2 separate regions of the Homo sapiens genome follow, and region 2 is linked to region 1. A link is a contact called in ENCODE Hi-C or POLR2A ChIA-PET data. All regions are on one chromosome and are shown on one strand. The core of a region is the stretch at or near the end of the contact, and the rest is flanking DNA. Distances in the headings are between cores, read along the strand shown. Region 1 overlaps SV2C (synaptic vesicle glycoprotein 2C). Region 2 overlaps IQGAP2 (IQ motif containing GTPase activating protein 2).

What was found. A loop is a pair of places that touch in the nucleus more often than their neighbours do. ChIA-PET counts read pairs that join two places held with the same protein, here RNA polymerase II (POLR2A). Pooled maps may share reads with other maps.
Region 2: a loop to region 1 is called in a pooled map, with 7 times the contacts of the local background. The contact joins two enhancer-like sites. A Hi-C loop is called at or near these places in 4 of 37 single-sample maps with no recorded cell type and 9 of 50 pooled maps. POLR2A ChIA-PET finds 5 or more read pairs at or near these places in 1 of 52 experiments (activated T-cell).

Annotation. Positions count from the first base shown.
Region 1 is chr5:76,171,873-76,178,483 of GRCh38, reverse strand. All of the region lies in intron 2 of SV2C (synaptic vesicle glycoprotein 2C), which reads right to left. It also overlaps the pseudogene RAP1BL. Among named protein-coding and RNA genes, the nearest start is that of SV2C-AS1, 92 kb to the right of the region's middle. RefSeq lists an enhancer at 2,294-2,373. Within about 2 kb of position 2,548, at least 3 of the 41 ENCODE cell types and tissues checked have a DNase peak (open chromatin) inside an H3K27ac peak, as active enhancers do.
Region 2 is chr5:76,578,527-76,585,137 of GRCh38, reverse strand. All of the region lies in intron 5 of IQGAP2 (IQ motif containing GTPase activating protein 2), which reads right to left. Among named protein-coding and RNA genes, the nearest start is that of F2RL2, 42 kb to the left of the region's middle. RefSeq lists an enhancer at 2,822-2,911. Within about 2 kb of position 2,722, at least 4 of the 41 ENCODE cell types and tissues checked have a DNase peak (open chromatin) inside an H3K27ac peak, as active enhancers do.

The sequences.
Region 1 (6,611 bases), core at 1,299-3,798:
TTCAAAATTGGAATTAAAAATCCAAAAGACTGGGAGCCACTGCTATAAAACTCAATGGTGGGAACAATATTTTGGAAATACTACACCTGAAAAAGAAAAGAAATTTACTCTAACATGTAATAGAATGGAGATGTCTCCTGTGTGCATGTTTGGTGACTGTACAACACAGCTGCAAATTCTGCAATGCTCTTCCCATGAAAAGGTGAAGTCTATGTTGCCTCTCCTTGATTCTGGGTAACTGCTTGAATGAATAGTGTATGACAGAAGTGATGCTATGTGACTTTCAAGATTAGGTAATAAAAGGCCATGCAGTTTCCACCTTGTCTACCATAGCACTTGCTTTTGGAGCCCTGAGGCCCCATCTGTACATCTGACTACCCTGAGACTGATATGCTGAAGAGGTCACAGATAGGTGCTCTCACCTACTGTCCCCACTGGGCCCAAAATGCATGAGAAACAGACTTATGAAAAATGTATTTATCTTCTTAAGTTTAAGCATAATTATAAACAATGAAAGTATGGTTTTCTTTTCAGAGAAATCTCCTCTATATCAGCACAGTGAACAAACAAAGCATAAATATCTAAGAGGAACTGGTATTTTAGAGGAACAGAACAAGAAAACAATCTTTCAGCCATTCCTGCCCAGATGTCAGTCATCTTAGACCCTCCAGCAAAATACCACTGAGTGACCTCTGTTTAAACCACCAAGAACAGAAGAATCACCTAGCCAAGCCTTGTCCAAGTTCCAAAGTCACACAGGAGTGTGAGATACAATAAAATGGCTATTGTTTAAAGCCACTAAGATTTTGGATAGTTTGGGACATAATAACACATATCTGGAATAGCATACAGTAGTTCCCCCTTATCTGCGGTTTTGCCTTCAGTGGTTTCAGTTATTCGCAGCCAACCATGGTCTGAAAATATTAAGTTATTTTGAGAGACAGAAATACCATATTTAGGTAACTTTTATTATAGTATATTGTTATAATTATTCTAGTTTATTATTTTATTATCAGTTATTGTTATTAATATCCTACTATGCTGAATTTGTAAGTTGAACTTTACCATGGGTATGTATATATTGAAAAAACAGTATATATAGGGGACGGTACTATCTGCGATTCTAGGTATCACTAGCGGGTCCTGGAACATATAAGGGAAGATCTCTGTACTTCCCAAAACACTGCTGAAAATATTTCATTCACTGGGATACCCAGACTATAAGAAATACAGCATTAAGAATCATATATACAGATTAATATATTTGTATATATTATTTGTATATATTAATATATAATATATTGATTAATATAATTGATTATTAAATATATACACTTCTGTACTTTCTGTTTTTTGTTGTTTTTTTTTTGAGACAGAGTCTCGCTCTGTCGCCCAGGCTGGAGTGCAGTGGCGTGATCTCGGCTCACTGCAAGCTCTGCCTCCCGGGTTCACGCCATTCTCCTGCCTCAGCCTCCCGAGTAGCTGGGACTACAGACGCCCGCCACCGTGCTCGGCTAATTTTTTGTATTTTTAGTAGAGACGGGGTTTCATCATGTTAGCCAGGATGGTCTCGATCTCCTGACCTTGTGATCCATCCACCTCGTTCTCCCAAAGTGCTGGGATTACAGGCGTGAGCCACCTTGCCGGCCTCTACTTTCAGTTTTAAAGAAAATCAAAATGGCTTAATTGCTAATATTTCTTTCAATGCTGCAAATCATTTCAAAAGAACATCAAAAGCAACCTCATTCTACTTTTCCCCCATAATTCCAGCCATAAACTAAACAGTGATTGGGGGTTAGAAAGTTTTCCCTCTTGGTCCTGTCAAGTCTTCTCCAGGCAATCCCAGGAAAGATGTTTTTGGCTTTTGTTTTGTTTTAATGAATAGATTTTAAAAGTAGGGGAAAGATAGGAATTAAGTAAATGGGGACCAGGATTGAAGCAGAGGGTGTTTATGGGTGGTGGTGGTGGGTGATTTGGTTTTAAGATTGGAGAATTGATCATGATGCAAGGAGAAGAAATATGTGGAGTGAACTTTCTCACCAATAAAAATACATTAATTAGCTCTTAGAGGAAAGAGCACAAGGACATAAATTCTGTGTGTCCTGGAGCATGTCACCTACAATATGGCTGATTAATAAAGCTCTGAGACAGGATGAAACAAAACCGCAGCTCTTCTTAGAAAACTGGGTAGCAGATTCACTACCATGGTTTTCTATTTGCACAACCATTCTCCCCCGAACTGAGAACCTCCAGGCCACTTCCTATTTTCCCCATCGGTAATCACTTAAGTCTTGAACATTTAAATCTCAAAACCCAACTTAGACTAAACGTAGTAAACTTTGGCTCCCTGTGTGTGTGTTGGGGTGGGGGGTGAGGGAGAACACCATGCACACAAGGTTGTCACAAATAACAAATTGCTCCTGGGGGCCTGGCTGGAGCCTCACAGCTGTGTGTGCAGATAAGCAGAGCAGTGTGGAAGGTAGGGATCCCAGGGCTTTGTGTTACCTTCACTTTCTCATAGACTTTCGGATGATGCTGTCACCATCTGCAACCTGACCCATCCCCATGCGGAGATTCTGACAGAGTGCAGTGGGGGCTGTCAGACAGATCTGACAGGGCTGGACTCATGCCTTTATTACTGATTGCAATCCACCTCTCGGGGACACACACGCTGGCTTTCCCAAACAGACTCTGACTTGTTAAACCCTTGGGTTGTATGGTTAGCTTTTATTTAGAAAGTTCTAATTTCAGCTGTTGGAAATAAATTGTATGTGATTTTCTAGATCTTACATCTTAATTACTTAGCAATTTAACATACAATTGTAGATGATAATTTTTCTAAGGTCCACTGCCCTCAGGATTCGTGTTAAAAGTATCTCATCAGCACATCGAGCTGCAAACAGGAAGTTGTCTGGGATATGGGGGAAATTTTAGCACCATGTTACTCTTCTGTGTTAGATCTAATTTTCTCTCTGCACTTTAACAATGATGACTGTCACTAATACCTAAACATTCACTGTTAGATTCTGTGTCCATTTTTCTTTTTAGTTAAAGCCATATATATATATCCCCCTACTTTAAAGGACAAATTCCCTTTTTAATTGAATTATACCTAACCCCTGGGCCATTTGAGTAAAATCTCGTCATGGTCAGCTTTCCTTTTGTTTTACAGTAAAGAGCAATTCATATTGTGTTTCAGGTCCTACCTGTCGTTGGCAAACTCTAGCCTCCAGGGGGAGCCAAAGACTCCCCCACACTTTATCTAGCAAAGAAGAGCTCTGATTCTGTGAAGGCCAACATGGAAACTGGACTTAAACACCAGGCCAGCGTAGGGGTTGGGGAACTGACCTCTTCATTTGGGTCATCTCTTTTCCGTGTAGTGTTTTTTCTGGTATCTCTCACCATGCCCCCTCTCCTTCCCTTCCCCTTCTGCCTCTCTCAAGAACTGTGAGGGGTCTGAGATTTCACCTTACCTGAAATTTAGTCAGTTAGACCGCCAGGCTCACGGGTGCCAGCAGAACACATGAGATTCTTGGCTCTGAGACTTTAACATTCACAGCAACAGCAGTAAACAGGGTATCAGCACTTGTGCTGGCCAAGAGGGCATGAAGCAGGAGCCAAAGCCTGCCTCCAGCATCAGCGTTGGGCTAGATGAACAGGAGGACCCTTGCTTATCAGGATAGGAGACCATGTCCACATTTGGAGACATATTCTTAGCTAGTAACAAAGAATGTGCAGGTTTGTAGCAGGGGTCCACGAACTATGCTTTCGTGCAGCGTACAAGCTAAGCATTCTTTTTTACATTTTTTAAAATGGCTACAGTAAAGAAGAAAATGTGATAGAGACCACAGGTGGCCTAAAAAATTTGACGTATTCACTATCTGGGCCTTCACAGACAAGCTTGGTGATTCCTGGTCTATAGCATCGTCTGTGCTTAGGGCCCGAGGTGGGAGTGGCAGTGCCATGGCAAAGAAGATTCAGGATCTCTCTCTTTCTTGTTCCATCAGAGACACACATTGCAGGCCTGATGGGAACAAGTACATTATGAGATTATTTTGCTCTTTCATTATTAACTCCCACCCCAACATAAACACCAGAGGCAGATGGATTTCATAAAATAGGATTGAGAAAACCTCGCCCAGATTCAGGCGTGTAAACCAGCCGGAGCGGCGCGGCAGCGGCAGGACCGCCGTGGCGCCTAGAGTAGCGACCCGCGGGGAGCACGGGGCGACGCTGGCTGCAGAGACCCGGTGACAGCGTGAGAGGTTCGCAGAGTACTAGGTTTTGACAAGCTTGCATCATGCGTGAGTATAAGCTAGTCGTTCTTGGCTCACGAGGCGTTGGAAAGTCTGCTTTGACTGTACAATTTGTTCAAGGAATTTTTGTAGAAAAATACGATCCTACGATAGAAGATTCTTATAGAGAGCAAGTTGAAGTAGATGCACAACAGTGTATGCTTGAAATCTTGGATACTGCAGGAACGGAGCAATTTACAGCAATGAGGGATTTATACATGAAAAATGGACAAGGGTTTGCATTAGTTTATTCCATCACAGCACAGTCCACATTTAACGATTTACAAGACCTGAGAGAACAGATTCTTCGAGTTAAAGACACTGATGATGTTCCAATGATTCTTGTTGGTAATAAGTGTGACTTGGAAGATGAAAGAGTTGTAGGGAAGGAACAAGGTCAAAATCTAGCAAGACAATGGAACAACTGTGCATTCTTAGAATCTTCTGCAAAATCAAAAATAAATGTTAATGAGATCTTTTATGACCTAGTGCGGCAAATTAACAGAAAAACTCCAGTGCCTGGGAAGGCTCGCAAAAAGTCATCATGTCAGCTGCTTTAATATACTAAATGCATTGTAGCTCTGAGCCAGGTCTGAAGAACTGTTGCCCAATTCAACAGTGCCAGCATTCCAACTTTGTTAAACCTACCAACATCTTAAATGGACTTTCCTGTGGTGGTACCCTTTAAGAGGCGGATGAAAGCTACTATATCAGTTTGCACATTCTAATCACTTTCCAGTATCACAAGAGAGATTTTTACTTATATAATAGTCCTAGAGTATGCAGCTGGTAAAACCAGAGGCTACATCCAGTATTACTGCTAAGAGACATTCTTCATCCACCAATGTTGTACATGTATGAAAATGGTGTACTGTATACTTTAACATGCCCCATACTTTGTATTGGAGAGTACAATAATGTAAATCCTAAAAGCACCACTATTTTAGCATAATAAAAGAAAGTCCAAAGAGCTCCTATATAGACTACTCCAGATAACTTCGCTTCTTTGATACTTGTAGCTTATTGTAATTTTTTTTAAGAAATTCAAGGTCATTATTATTGTACAAAATAAGCGCTTTGATTAACACAGCTATATAGTTTTTTTAATTTTTTTTTTTTTGTATTTTTTTTTAATTTATTTTTTTATTGATAATTCTTGGGTGTTTCTCACAGAGGGGGATTTGGCAGGGTCATGGGACAATAGTGGAGGGAAGGTCAGCAGATAAACAAGTGAACAAAGGTCTCTGGTTTTCCTAGGCAGAGGACCCTGAGGCCTTCCGCAGTGTTTGTGTCCCTGGGTACTTGAGATTAGGGATTGGTGATGACTCTTAACGAGCATGCTGCCTTCAAGCATCTGTTTAACAAAGCACATCTTGCACCGCCCTTAATCCATTTAACCCTGAGTGGACACAGCACATGTTTCAGAGAGCACAGGGTTGGGGGTAAGGTCACAGATCAACAGGATCCCAAGGCAGAGGAATTTTTCTTAGTGCAGAACAAAATGAAAAGTCTCCCATGTCTACTTCTTTCTACACAGACACGGCAACCATCCGATTTCTCAATCTTTTCCCCACCTTTCCCGCCTTTCTATTCCACAAAGCCGCCATTGTCATCCTGGCCCGTTCTCAATGAGCTGTTGGGCACACCTCCCAGACGGGGTGGTGGCCGGGCAGAGGGGCTCCTCACTTCCCAGTAGGGGCGGCCGGGCAGAGGCGCCCCTCACCTCCCGGACAGGGCGGCTGGCTGGGCGGGGGGGCTGACCCCCCCCACCTCCCTCCCGGACGGGGCGGCTGGCCGGGCAGAGGGGCTCCTCACTTCCCAGTAGGGGCGGCCGGGCAGAGGCGCCCCTCACCTCCCGGACAGGGCGGCTGGCTGGGCGGGGGGGCTGACCCCCCCCCCCACCTCCCTCCCGGACGGGGCGGCTGGCCGGGCGGGGGGCCGACCCCCCCACCTCCCTCCCGGACGGGGCGGCTGGCCGGGCAGAGGGGCTCCTCACTTCCCAGTAGGGGCGGCCGGGCAGAGGCGCCCCTCACCTCTCAGACGGGGCGGCTGGCCGGGCGGAGGGCTGACCCCCCCACCTCCCTCCCGGACAGGGCGGCTGGCCGGGCAGAGGGGCTCCTCACTTCCCAGTAGGGGCGGCTGGGCAGAGGCGCCCCTCACCTCCCAGACGGGGCGGCTGGCCGGGCGGAGGGCTGACCCCCCCCACCTCCCTCCCGGACGGGGCGGCTGGCCAGGCGGGGGGCTGACCCCCCTACCTCCCTCCCGGACGGGGCGGCTGGCCGGGTGGGGGGGCTGACCCCCCCATCTCCCTCCCGG
Region 2 (6,611 bases), core at 1,473-3,972, 410 kb before region 1:
ACCTGTGGAATATTGAGATAATTTAGAATTTTAGATTCATGCTTTTTTAATTATATCCACCAATAATTTAGATATCTACAAATTTTATTAACTGTTTTTCTGATTTTATCTATACCAAATTTTCCTTCTTAGAGTTTTATCTTTGGTTCTTCTGTGTATAAATGTAAGTGCTCAATAAATATTTGTTGAACATAAATTGAATGAATCATCAATTGCACATATTTTAATATTTTCATTTGTTCCTTGGGTCTTGGTTCTGTTTGGTGAATCTAATGCTTCCTTCAGTGGCAGTTTCCTTCAAATGTCTGACATCTTCTGATCTGGGACTCATCTTAGTGTTTGAGACTTGCTGTTTGTTGGTCATTCACTGCAGATCCGCATGTCAGGAGCCAGCATTAAGAAGCTGTAGAGAGCAATGGAACGGACGCCAGAAGGGAACCAGTGTCTTTCCTTCTCAGACTGGGGACTCTCTGTTCCTTCTTGAGGTCATTAGCTGTCTTGGGTACCGGCATGCTATCCCGCTATCAGCATCTACACTTGCTGCTTTAGGGAAGGGCCATATAGTTCTGCTGGTCCTAGGCTGACGATTGCTCACTTTGAGGCTCTTCTTTTCCTTGCTGTCCCCTTTGCTTGGAGCAAACCTCACGACAGCTCCTACCTCTGCTGCAACCCCCAGCGTTTTGTGGGCTGTGATCTTCTCCCAGTTTGTTTCTCAGTCAATCGAATTCTGTCTGTTTACTTCATGTTAGGGGTTGTTCAAATTTCTGGTTAGTAGATGGCATTTTTATCGCAAATGTATTTTTTAAAAGTTATTACTGTAGTTAATTTCATGTTAGTTTTGGAAAGGGGATAAGACAGCTGTGCTCAATGATCTTGATGCAACTGTTTTCACATTATGCTCTGTTTATCCATTCATTCATTTAATTACTATTTATGGAACAGCTCCTATATAAAAATATTTTTCTCGGCTGGGCACAGTGGCTCACGTCTGTAATCCCAGCACTTTGGGAGGCCAAGGCAGGCGATCATTTGAGGTCAGGAGTTCGAGACCAGCCTGGTCAACATGGTGAAACCCCATCTCTACTAAAAATACAAAAATTATCTGGGCACGGTGGCACACGCCTGTAATCCCAGCTACTAGGGAGGCTGAGGCAGGAGAATTGCTTGAACCAGGGAGACAGACGTTGCAGTGAGCCACGATTGTGCCACTGCACTCCATCCTGGGCAACAGAGCAAGACTCTGTGTCTCAAAAAAAAAAAAAATTTTCTCTACCATGCTATCCCTAAATTAAGGTACTTAGGCTACCACAAAATATAGGTTTGATGATAACATGAAGTAAAATGTTTATACTAAACTGTTAATTTTCCCCTTTGATGATAAAGAAGTTAGATAGCTATTTCCAATTACATTTTTAATTTCTCCATTGTACAATGTAATATTAATATAAATCTTACAATAAACAAACATCCTGGCTTAAGTAAAAGTTACCACAAGGTGGTGCTGAGAAGTTAGCTTTCTGAACATGGAAGAATCTTTGCTTTTAAATTTAAGTCTGATATTTTCTTAAGCTAATATTGATCAGGTAAAGATCTCATTTGCATATATCAAAAAATCTCATTTACTAAAAAATTAAAAAAAATATTGTATAGTTTCTGTTTGGCCTCAATTTTCAACTTTTTTTCTTTTTTTTTAAATCATTGATGTTGAGGTTTAAACTGTTAGCTTTGGAAAGATCACTTTTCATGGTATGGGCGTTTTACACCTAATCTCTGTGTGGGAGGTGCTTCCCAGCTGATTACTCAAACGGGCAAATGTTTATCAGGAAACTGTGTTTACCCAGTATTCCCATGCTGAAAAGAAACAGCAATAGCAAACTTCCTTCCCAAGCATTTAAATTCAAATGAGGCTGCTTATTACCTGAAGTATATAGGAAATCAAGTCTTAATCTAAAAAACAAAAAAGCCCATCGAATAGAAAAAGTGCCAATCTCATGTAGCTCTTCAACAGTTAATTTATTAAGCACCGTTTGGTACCTAACAGCCAAGTCAAAGGGCTGAGAGCATTCCAAAGGAAGTCATGGAATTAATGTCACCTTTGCTTCTCATGTCTAAGAGAGCACTTTTTGTGAGGTAGCAAGCCTCCTACCACACCAAAAGCTACAGCACACCTGTGCAGCTGAGTGAGGCCAGCAACGGAGGGGTTGCCCAGAGGTAGCTACCGACTCATTGACCCATGTGCTCCTACTTGTACAAATAATATCACTTAAAGTCCAGGAAGCAATAAAGAAAGTTTTAAAAAATACCATTTAGTGTATATCATGAAAGTAGTATATAGTAGTAGTAGTAGTAGTAGTTGTTATCTACTGAACCAAATTTTTCCATCTTAGTCACATACATTACTGCCAATATCACATGGCATTAGTTTTTTCTACCACTTTCAAGATAAAACTAGTGGTATTAGTTTTTTCTATACTTTCAGGATATACACTAAAAGGTACTATCGTAATGAAATGCAAACTTAAAAGGCAGGAGCTAAATTTATTTCAGCTTTCTTGGATCACATTATGTGTAGCTCATTTTGTACTATAACATGTGGAATGAATGTTTGTATATCAAAGCCTCATGGTAGAGCAGAAAGACCACAGGACTAGAATCCAGAAGCGCTGAATCCTGGTCCCAAAACTGGTAAAACCTCAGTGTGTGACTAAGAGCAAGTCACGTAACCCAAGCTTTCAGTTCCCTTATCTGTGAAATGAATGACTTAGACTACAATAACTTCCCAAGGCCCTTCCCCTTCTCAAGTTCCATGATTCTTCATTTAAAACATGTTAAATATAATAGCTGAGAGGCCTGTGCTGAAGTTCAAGTCTGATACCAGTGTTCTTTTAATTTTCTTAGAAGTAGGGAAATAATTGACTTCTTTTGAAGCCATTGGCTGGCTGAATTCATAATAGCACAGGTTCAGTTCTCACATATCCTGGTTTTTACTAACTGTGTGACCTTCGGCAGCCTCTCTGTGCCTCAACTGCCTTGGTGATAAAATGGGAGTAATAATAGTGACCACTGCACAGATATGTTATGAAGATAAAATGAGATTATACCAGTACAGTATTTTGTGCAGTGCCAGGCACATAGTTAAAAGCTCCATTTGTGTTAACCTTTGTTCTTACTATTCTTTGTTAAATAAATGTGTCCTTTGTATACAAACACTTATTGATAACCTATCAAAGTGGTTTTCTTACTTTTTCCAATGCCAAGAATCTCTATTTCACCACAGACTCCATGTTTGAAATAGTTTTATTTACTGAACCAAATTTTTCCATCTTAGTCACATATATCACTGCCAATATCATATCAAAATCCAGGGTTCTATACCTAATTTTCAGCCCCAAACCAAAGGAATCCTGAGGTAGCCTTATCATAGAGAAATTAGTTCAATTAAACCTCCTGAAGAGTTAAATATACAAACTCCAGAGACTTTAACTTGGAATCAATAGCACGTAAGCTGTATGAAGTAACAAGATGTGGTTCATAGTCTCTTAAGAGCTCAGAATTTAGGAAGACAGAAAGGCATAACCACCATACTAATTTAGGACAGAAAGAGGAGGAAAGGGAAAGGAATGGTTCAGAGCACAGAGAGAATTCTGAGCAAGGAAGGACTTGAAAGAAATAAGCAGGTGCAACTGCCTCCCTCACCTTACTTCCAAATACTGCCATCTCCAGATATCCCTTCTGAGAACCTAGGATTAGAGCCTGTCCTTTGAGCTAAGAAACTGTCTTTGGAAATCTTATTTATAAATGCAAATATGTTCACTGTTAGAGATATAATCAATCTGATATAAGGGTTCAATCAGTTTCTTAGGGAAGGAAAAGGTTCTAAGGGAACAGAGTGTTAAGACAAGGAAAGTTATGCATTAATGCCTGAGGAGCAGGTTCAAAGGCCACCTGGTAAGCAAGACAGCCACCTGGCTGTGTGGGAGCTGGCTAGACAAACTCTACTCCACAAAGCTCCCAGAGTACCTGGACGGCTGGTGAACCAGAAGTGGGTCTGCCAGAGCCATGGCATCACCATTGCACCTGAAAACATGGCTGCTGCGACACAGCTACAGTATCAGCAGCGGGAAGAGTAATCCTATCACAGAGGAGAGGCAGACATAGCTTCCGTTTGTGGCTGCCCATGTAGAAGAATCTCAATGGTCAAATGAACTAGACAGCAAGAAAAGCAGAATCCAGTAAGCTAATAAGGTTAAACTTGAAAAATTAATATAAACACATGACTTTTAAGAGGAATCCCTAGAGAGTGGTGGTTCCACATCTCAAAGCAGAAATAATCAGGATAGGACTGGAACATCCTGTTGTGACCACGAGCAAGGATATTTCAAAGAATGTCAGGGACGGTGCTAGAAGGACAAGGAAGTGGGCCAGAAAGAGCTCAGACTGACCAAGCTGAAACAATCTGGTTCATCAAAAAGAAAGAGATATTAATCTTGGTTAAGTCTGAGAAAGGCCACAGGTTCAAAACAATAATCAAGAGAATAATATACAGTGTCCAAAAAGGAAGTTGTAATAAAAAAAAGAGATAAATAGCGAATGTGTATTTATATTGACTTTAACAAGTTGGGGAGCATTATTAAAACACAAGTACTTTGTTTCTTCTATATCTGTTTTTTGTTTGTTTGTTTTGTTTTGTTTTGTTTTGTTCTTTGAGACGGAGTCTCGCTCTGTTGCCCAGGCTGGAGTGCAGTGGCGCGATCTTGGCTTATTGTGATCTCCGCCTCCTGGGTCTATTCTCCTGCCTCAGCCTCCCGAGTAGCTGGGACTACAGGCGTGTGCCACCATGCTTTTTTTTTTTTCTTTTAATTGAGATGGAGTCTCCCTCTGTTGCCCAGGCTAGAGTGCAGTGGCACAGTCTCAGCTCACTGCAACCTCCGCCTCCCAGGTTCAAGCGATTCTCCTGCCTCAGCCTCCCGAGTAGCTGTGATTATAGGCACCTGCCACCACACCTGGCTAATTTTTGTATTTTTGGTAGAGATGAGGTTTCACCATCATGGCCAGGCTGATCTTAAACTCCTGACCTCACATGATCTGCCTGCCTCAGCCTCCCAAAGTGCTGGGATTACAGGCATGAGCCACAACACCTGGCCTATATTTGTTTATATATAGATATTTTTATACTATTTATACTACATGAAAGAATAAAGACCAAGAACTTTGAGTAAACTAAATAGTCCCAGAAAACAAAGGAAGTGCCCCAAGATAAGGAAGAACCAAGGAGCATAGGTGGTGACAGAAACACCGGGTAGAAAGAGGGTCCAGCACTGGTGGTCACATCCACTAACTAAGTGGAGGCAGGACTAGAAACATGATCTGAGATGATAAATCAGCCCAAAAGCCTAAGGATCACTGGGTACAGTCAATCCCTTGTCTCCCAGGGGATGAAAACCTCTAGAAAGCCCAACTAATTAAAAAAAAAATATTTAAAAGGCATACATAAGCTTTTAATAATGTTAATGGATCAGGCCAATACATCATTATGACAGGACAATGGATTATACAATGCTGGTCAAGTGAGACTTAAGAAAGTAAATTATTTCAGGGTAATGGGGAAGGGGGGCAGGGGTGGGGACCAGATTGTAAATAAAGACCTACCTGAAAGCCGGGTACTTAAATGCGGTCTGATTTTTTTTTTTTTTTTTTAAACAAAGAAAGTTTAGCCTGATGCCTGTGGCCAGGGTCTGACTCGCCATGGGAGAAGAACCCAAAGTTGCGCCATGTTCTGACTCACAAGTGATCCATCCGAAACCCAGATCTGTAATCATGGCAGGTTTGAAAGGGTATTCTTTTGTTTCTGGTGCCACGAAGATTATGTCAATTCTGGGTAGGTATCAAAATAATATAATAGCCAAGGACAACTCAAAACTAGTTATAAATAATAAACAAAATGAGTGAAACTTGTAGTATGGGTCTTACAGAATAGGTTCCAGTGTAGTAAGTTTGTAATAACGTACCTGGGCATTTCACCTGCTCTTTAAGGTATCTGAAGTACTCAAAACATCATTTCTACTAAATTATTCCAACTCTTTCAAGGAACTCACTTTTATGACTGTTTAAACAAGTAACAGTTGTTTAATATCATTTATTATACATCTTTAATAAGGTGGGCACTAAACAACATGTCAAAAAAGTGTTCTTACCCTTACGTAAAAGGCCTCCAGATATTTTTTAAAAATTAGTATAGTAACTAGTTAGTAAGGCTCTCACTCTTAAACTGGTTCCTTTTCAAGGCAGAGGCTTTATAACATTCCAAAAGAAGCCACAAAAGTAAAACATGCCATACGCAGTATACACTTTAAGTTCAAAGATATCAAAATAGTTACAGTGGTTTTTACTTGGTGTTGAGATAGTGGGTATTTTAGCTTTTTCTTTAACATTCTTCCTGGATTTTCCAATTTTTTCCACAATGAGCATACATTACTTTTGAAAAAATGAGAAAAAGACAAACATTTCTTTAGAAAAAGAATGATGTGGCCGGGCGTGGTGGCTGATGCCTGTAATCCCAGCACACTGGGAAGCTGAGGCAGGCAGATCACGAGGTCAAGAGATCAAGACCA